Regions from separate parts of the Homo sapiens genome. Here region 1 is linked to region 2. Evidence: chromatin contacts called from ENCODE Hi-C or POLR2A ChIA-PET data. All regions are on one chromosome and are shown on one strand. Each heading gives the region's core, a stretch centred on a gene start or an enhancer-like site at or near the end of the contact. The rest is flanking DNA. Distances are from core to core; before and after follow the strand shown. Region 1 has its middle 21 kb from the start of C22orf42. Region 2 holds the start of YWHAH (tyrosine 3-monooxygenase/tryptophan 5-monooxygenase activation protein eta).

Region 1 (3,345 bases), core at 287-2,786, 190 kb before region 2:
TAAGAAAAATCTGTTGTGTTTTTATTTTAATGTCCAGTTCACAGAAAAACTGGATGATACCCCTTTAACTTTAGCCAATATGTTTACACACAGAATTTTCTTTACAATTAATGTTTCAAAACTTGCTTAAACCTTCAAAACAATTTTTGTAACCTTTTAATGTAGGTAAAAATCCACATTCTTATGCTTCCTTATAATCCTTTTACCAAAGGCATATTTTACTTTCCTTATATACCTTGCACATAAACTGTTTCTTCAACAGTTTTACATTCAGGAGGATAATTAATTTAAATTATACAACATTTCTTGCATAAATTTCTTTTTCTAACACTTTTTTTCATGATTTTCACAGACAATTCTTCGACATGTCTCAACTTTCTGACTTATTGGAAACATCCCTTTCCTTAAACAACTAGTTAATTTATTTCAGGACAAGAATTTTCCATATAACATTCCTTTTTATATAAATTCTGCACCCCCACTTTTTTTCTTTTTTCTTTTTTTCGAAGATGATAACCATTCTTTTCCAAAGCAAACTTCCTTCAGGTCTGTGGACTAGACTGTCTAAGGCCACAGATTAGAAGTTACTATCATACACGTTACACTGTTAACTTTTAGCAAAACAACTTTACTTTTGTTGAAAACCTTGTAAGTGTGGGATTTCAATTATCCTTTGCTATTAATAAGACTTTGTTTAGTCCAGATTAACTTAGAATTGGTATAGATGGCTTTTTTTTTTCCTGGTTCTGTAAGTACTTCAAGGCTTGGCTGGGTGGCAAAGTTGAGCAGACCAATTATTAGGCAATTTTCCTAACTCTACTTCTACAAGAGTTTTCCTCAATTACAAAATACCCATTGTGGTTTTTCTCCTTAATCACCTGGGAGGAACTATCTATCATCCTGTCCTGAAGGTAGTTCCTCCTAGGTCTGGTCGGATCTTTGTATGGTAATTAAGATTTAAATTCCCTGTTAGGAAATCTTCTGGGTTAAGGGAATTTTCAGGGGTTTATGTTAAATCATCTTTTTCTAACGGAGTAGCCCCATACTTTAAGATTTTTGAGTTATTAAGCTACCTTTTTGCTTTTTTTTTTTTAACTTAGGATACTTCTGAACTGGTGAGGTGTGCTCACAATGAGGTTTCCTCTAAAAGTTATTTTTCTACTTTCTTCTGTCAGCAAAGCAGTTGCCGCTACAGACTGAATGCATTCGGGCCACCCGTGGGTTAATGGGTTCAAGGAATTCACACCAAATCAGAATCAAAACCAAAACCAAAGTGCAGATAAAGGACACGCCCGTTCGTCAAGCAATTTAAACCAAGTCAAAACCAAAACCAAAACCAAAACCAAAGTGCTGATAAAGGCACGCTGTGGGTGATCAGGCCATGCTTCCACTCAAATGGAGTGGACAAGTTCCCAAGACAGGTCCTGTCAAGCAATTCAAGTCAAAATCGAAACCAAAACCAAAGTGCCGATAAAGGCACGCCCATTTGTCAAGTAATTCAAACCAAGTCAAAATCAAAACCAAAACCAAAGTGCCGACAAAGGCACGCCCGTTTGCCAAGGAATTCAAACCAAGTCAAAATCAAAACCAAAACCAAAGTGCCGATAAAGGCACTCTGTGGGTGATCAGGCCATGCTTCCACTCAAATGGAGTGGGCAAGTTCCCAAGACCAGTCCTACCATGTTCCAGATATACGGACTCCAAGCGCCAGTTCCCTCCCGGTGCTCAGCCACTGCATTGATCCTCTGCTGGGGCCTGCCATGCACTGCTCTGACAAGGCATTCCACCGGGGCAAATGCCTACCCAGGAGCATGCTCAGGATCCACGTAGCTCAAGCTGGCCAGAGTCCCCTGCAGGGATGCTCCACAGGGCAAGCCTAAGCCACCTAAGGGGCTGCTTCACTTCCCGGTCAGGGAACCAAGAAATGTAGCAGGATGAGCCACAGACAAAACTCCTCAGACACCGGGTTAAAGAAGGAAGAGGCTTTATTAGGCCGGGAGGTCAGCAGACTTGCGTCATAAGAACAGAACCGAGCTCCCCAAAGAAAGAGTTCCTGGCCCTTTTAAGGGCTTACAACTCTAAGGGGTCCACGTGACAGGGTCGTGATAGACTGAGCAAGCATGGGGTACATGACTAGGTGGGGGTAAGCAAGGCAAGTATTTCTCCACACCATTGTCTGTGATCTATAGATAGCACAAGCGATTAGGGTGGGGGTTAATCTTCAGCCTACAGGCTAAAGCAACACCAGAGAGGATGGAAGTGAGACCCCTGGAGTTGTGGTTGTGGTCAGATTGGACCTTCCCGTGGCTGCTGAGACTCTGGGGCATTGGGGATACCTGAGGATGCCTCCCTGCTCTTACTTTGTGGTCACCAAGAGATCAGGGTTACCACAACCCTATAACGTAGAGAATCCCTGTCCCCTTCCATGCCACTTCACTCCTTAGGGAAGCAAACGCCCTCCCAGGAGCTCATTCCCATTCCTGGGCCACAATCAAAGGGAAAACCTGATCCAGACATGAATTTCCTTGGGCCTCTGCATTTCCAGACATCCTGTCATTGTATGCATGGGGCTGACTGTCTCATCTCAGCTTCAGAAGCGCAGGCAGAGTTGTGGACACCCTGCTGAGCAAATGCCCACCGGAGTCAGGGGTTCAGCTTTCCTGCACCACAGCTGCAGGTGGGGGCTGGGGAGGGGGGCATAGGGGGTCCTAGGGAGTAGTTTTTGTATGAGCCTGTGTCACAGCGCTTGATGTTTAGCAGAGAGACCCAGCTGACCGTCCTAAAGAAAGGTGCAACCGAAACTCACTTCACGGGGCCTTTATAACTGAATGAGACAACATACTTAGGTATCTGGTCCTTGATATCTGAGAGATGCTGAGTAAATGAAAATGATCCTTTCTCCCTCTCTGATACTTAACGCGGCCCCTTACATTAGGCTGCTGGTTCTGGAGAGTCGCAGGGAAGCAGGATGGCTCACGCTGCTTTCTCCACAAGCTCTGGCACCCGGTAAGAACCAGCACAGCATGCATGGAGCACACACCATACACTAGGCTTGGTGCTAAGAGCTTTACATGCTTGATCTCATTTAACTGCCCTCAGAAGTCAGGGGATGATCCCCATTTCAGAGAACACTGAGGTTCATAAATGTCAAATAACCTGCCTGGAGGAATCAGGTCTGAGAACAAGGTCTGTGCTCATGACCACTGGGTGGAACCCTTCTCAACATGGTACCCGTGGTCCCAGAGTCACAGGCCTTCTTAAGATGTGAAATTTGGTTAGAGATCAATTTCCTATCTCTGGAATCATCATATCCCCTCTCAATTCTTGTGTTTACAGGCAAGGGCG
Region 2 (3,366 bases), core at 174-2,673:
TTTTTTCGGAACTCCCTCCAAAAGGCCAGCAAAGGATACATTTACTATAATCATGGGCAGTAATTCTCAGACTTAAGCCAGCTAAAAATCGCCTGTGAGAGCTGGTTACAATGCAGATGTCTGAGTCTCACCGCCCGAATTTCTGAATGTATAGGTCTAAGGCGGAGTTCAAGGGGATCCTCCCAGGTCTCAGGAGGTTGTACACTGAACATAGGTTGGTGGTCGCAGTTGTTCTACCACTGTGTGACCTTGACGCAGGGAGAGGAAATATTCATTTACAGAAAACGTAAAATAACGTGGAGAGAGAGTGAGATGGTAACCGGAACTCAGAAATGCAGGTGGTGTGTGACCCACGGTATTTTGCTAGGGTGTGGCTGGGCACGACTCATCCACCGGAGAAGCTGCAGAATCGATTTATGAGGGTCTCAGGAATGCAAAGACACACAGATTCGTCTCACCTAGAAGTCACGTTTCATTTTAATCTCCAAGCAGACAGCGCAGCAGCAAACCTGGGGCTGTGGAGTGGGGCCCCACACCCTCCGCCCACTCTCCCGCCCCCGTCCACGCCTAGACTGCAGGAAAGGGGTCTTCGCACACAAAGCCAGACCCCCAGGCGTGGGAAGATGGAACCAGAACAATTCGAACGAGCAGAGCAAAACAGATCGGAATTGCAGACTTCAGGTCGTGGCAGAGAAAACCAGCTGAGACAGGGCGCCACTTACTAGGTGATTCTTTATTCCAAGTTGGGGAACGGAGGAAGACGAGAGGGGGAGCCCCCGGGTCCGGTGAAACGCTCTAGGAGAAATGCGGCTCCTTCGCGTCCCCTAGGGCACCCTCTGCCCCCGGCCGGGTTCCGAACTAAGATGTGGCGACCCCGACCGGCCCGCCCCCCTTCCGGGGCTGCCTTCGCGATCCCGAACTGCACCCTCCCGGATCCCCCACCCTGGGCCCAGCCTCAGGAAGTGGCGGGGCGCCCAGCGGGAGCGGGAAGCGCGGGCTAAGGGCGGGCGGGCGGCCACGCCCAGCCGGGTCGCCGGGTCGCCCATGGCCGGGAGGGGAACGCGCCCGCGGCCATCCCCGTCCCTCCCCAACGCCAGGCCCCCCCCGGCCAGCCGCCCGGGCTCCCGGCGCGCTCACCGCCTTCATAGCGGAGGCCATGTCGTCGTAGCGCTCCGCCTGCTCGGCCAGCCGCGCCCGCTGCAGCAGCTGCTCCCGGTCCCCCATGTCGCTCGCGGCTCGGCCTCGCCTCGCGCCTCACACCGCTGGCTCGCTAGCCCTCCCGCCGGTCAGTCCGCTCCCCGGTCGCTGCGGAGGCCGCCGCCGCGCACGCGCACTGGCTCGCCGGCCGGCCGGAGGCTGCAGGCTGCAGGCTGCAGGCAGCGCCGCCGCTCGCGCCCTCTCGCTGGCTCGCCCCGCGCGCTGTGGCTCGCGCCGCGGACAACGCCGAGGGAGGAGACGCGGCCGCGCTGGGGGATGGGAGGACGGGACGACGCCTGCGCAGTGAGAGTGGCCAGGCCGGGCGGCGGGGAGCGGCGGGAGTGGGAGGGGGGAAGGGCGGGCCGGCCCTAACGGTCTATTTCAAGGTGACGTCACCTACTATAAATAGCCACCGCCGCCGCCGCCGCCCGGCCTGAAAGCCGCGCAGGCGCTCTGCGAGTGCTGCATTTTACCGCCGCAGAGATGGAGGTGGAGAAGGGAAAGCCGGGCAGGAGACTGCGGAGCCGGTGGAGGGGGCGCGGTGATGGCGGCTGCACAGGCAGTGCATTGTCATAGCCCCACCCTGAAACGCGCCACTCCATCCACGTTAGAGATCTGGCTTGAGAAGGGCCCCAAAAGCAAGCAAACATACTGGCGGAGAAGCCGGGAGACCGCGTGCCCCGAGGGGCGGGTCCGCCCAGCCCCGCCCCAGCCGTCCCGCCCGCCCCGAGCCCTGCCTGTCCATGCGTTCTGCTGGGCCACACCTTGTACTGGTCCGGGCAGGATCGAGTCCGACCCTCGGGGACAGCCCCGCTACACAGACACACACAATCGAACCCAACCTGAGACGTAGCCTTGGGCAGGCTGTGCCTTCCACCAGAGGAGGGGACTGGGTGGCCAGGGCGGGACAAGTAATATTCAGGACACATTAGGAGCCAGCCCAGTGCTAGTCCCGTACAAGCATCCTCCTCTTTAATCCTCACTACCCAGCCCACAGTGGGCACAGCTGGTCTCCCCATATTTAAAACGTGGAACCTGAGGAAAAGCGAGGTTAGTGACTTGCTCAGGGTTACGCAGCCTGTAAGTGGTGGGGCCAGGATCTGAGTCCAAACCCAGGCTGAACTTTCTCTTGTGGCAAAGAGCTGGGGTGGCCCAACTGGCTGGTCACTGAGCCCCTCCCAATCCTGGCTGGTATTGGATGCTGAGGGTCCCTTGTGCCAGGCCCTGGACTGGGCTGCCCGACAAGCTAGGAAAATGATGATTAAAACAAGGCCCCCACTTGATTTCAACACGCCAAGGGCAGTGCAGGAGAGGGGGCCTTGGGCTCGCTGAGAATTTTATTGAGCATCTACTGCATGCTCAGCCCACAGGGATAAGCTGGATCTTGAAGGAGAGTCAGGAAAAAGATTAAGGCCTGGGGTACAGCATTGGCAAAGGCTTGGCAGTGACCTGGGAGATGGTGAGAAGAGAGGCCTAAGAATGGGAAGTGAGGTTGGGTAAAACAAGATTACGGAGTCTTTTAAATGCCAGGCCAAAGATTTGAGGCTTCATCCTTAGGTAATTGGGAAGCCATATTTCAGGCCTGGAATCTTGCTCTAGAGAGTAAGACATGTTCGAAGGGAGAAGGGAGGGAACTGGAGACCAGGCCTTTTCTGGACCTGTTTTCCATCTGGAGAATTGGACTTAACTGTTTCAAGGACTTTAGAATAGATATCCACATGCTGAAATGTCAGAGCTGGCAGGACCCTTAGAATCACCCCTGTCTAACCCCTTATCCTGAATAACGGGAAACTGAGGTCTGAGGGAAAGGAGGGGCTGGCCCTAGTTTGCACAGCGAGTGAGCAGAGCTGGGGTCTCCATACCAGGTTTCCTGCCTCCCAGGCCTTCCTCTTCCTGCTATGATGCTGAAACGATCACACTTCTGGGGGCCCATGAAACAGGATTTGAATGTGGGTCTAGGAGGAGGCCACTACCCCAGGCTTCACCATGCTTTGAAGAGTCACTTTTGCTGTTGGAATCGAGGTTAACAAACCAGGCTAATCTTTCCCCTAGTGAATATATTTAAAGAGCATGCTAGATAGTAATGAATCATCCACTCCACCCCCCATAAGGATGGGGTCCCAGTGAGAGATGGGAGGAGGGCCAGCCCTGGATGGGGGGACCTCCTCG

Evidence for each region. Hi-C counts contacts between places; a loop is a spot of excess contacts on that map. ChIA-PET counts read pairs that join two places held with the same protein, here RNA polymerase II (POLR2A). Pooled maps may share reads with other maps.
Region 1: a map with no recorded cell type shows a loop between it and region 2 (13-fold over the local background). The contact joins the enhancer-like site here to the promoter of YWHAH in region 2. A Hi-C loop is called at or near these places in 1 of 37 single-sample maps with no recorded cell type and 6 of 50 pooled maps. POLR2A ChIA-PET finds 5 or more read pairs at or near these places in 1 of 52 experiments (common myeloid progenitor, CD34-positive).

What each region holds. Positions count from the first base shown.
Region 1 is chr22:32,136,247-32,139,591 of GRCh38, reverse strand. No RefSeq gene overlaps it. Among named protein-coding and RNA genes, the nearest start is that of C22orf42, 21 kb to the left of the region's middle. Within about 2 kb of position 1,536, at least 9 of the 41 ENCODE cell types and tissues checked have a DNase peak (open chromatin) inside an H3K27ac peak, as active enhancers do.
Region 2 is chr22:31,942,592-31,945,957 of GRCh38, reverse strand. It overlaps YWHAH (tyrosine 3-monooxygenase/tryptophan 5-monooxygenase activation protein eta), which reads right to left and starts at 1,423. Exons shown (of 2, transcript NM_003405.4): 1 at 1,138-1,423. The coding sequence starts at 1,224. It overlaps YWHAH-AS1 (YWHAH antisense RNA 1), which reads left to right and starts at 592. Exons shown (of 3, transcript NR_171018.1): 1 at 592-725. LOC124900477 (a long non-coding RNA gene) reads right to left here and starts at 1,124. Exons shown (of 3, transcript XR_007068065.1): 1 at 723-1,124; 2 at 280-458. RefSeq lists enhancers at 453-502, 1,246-2,103, 2,104-2,961 and silencers at 823-1,162, 1,233-1,452, 1,463-1,552, 1,833-1,982.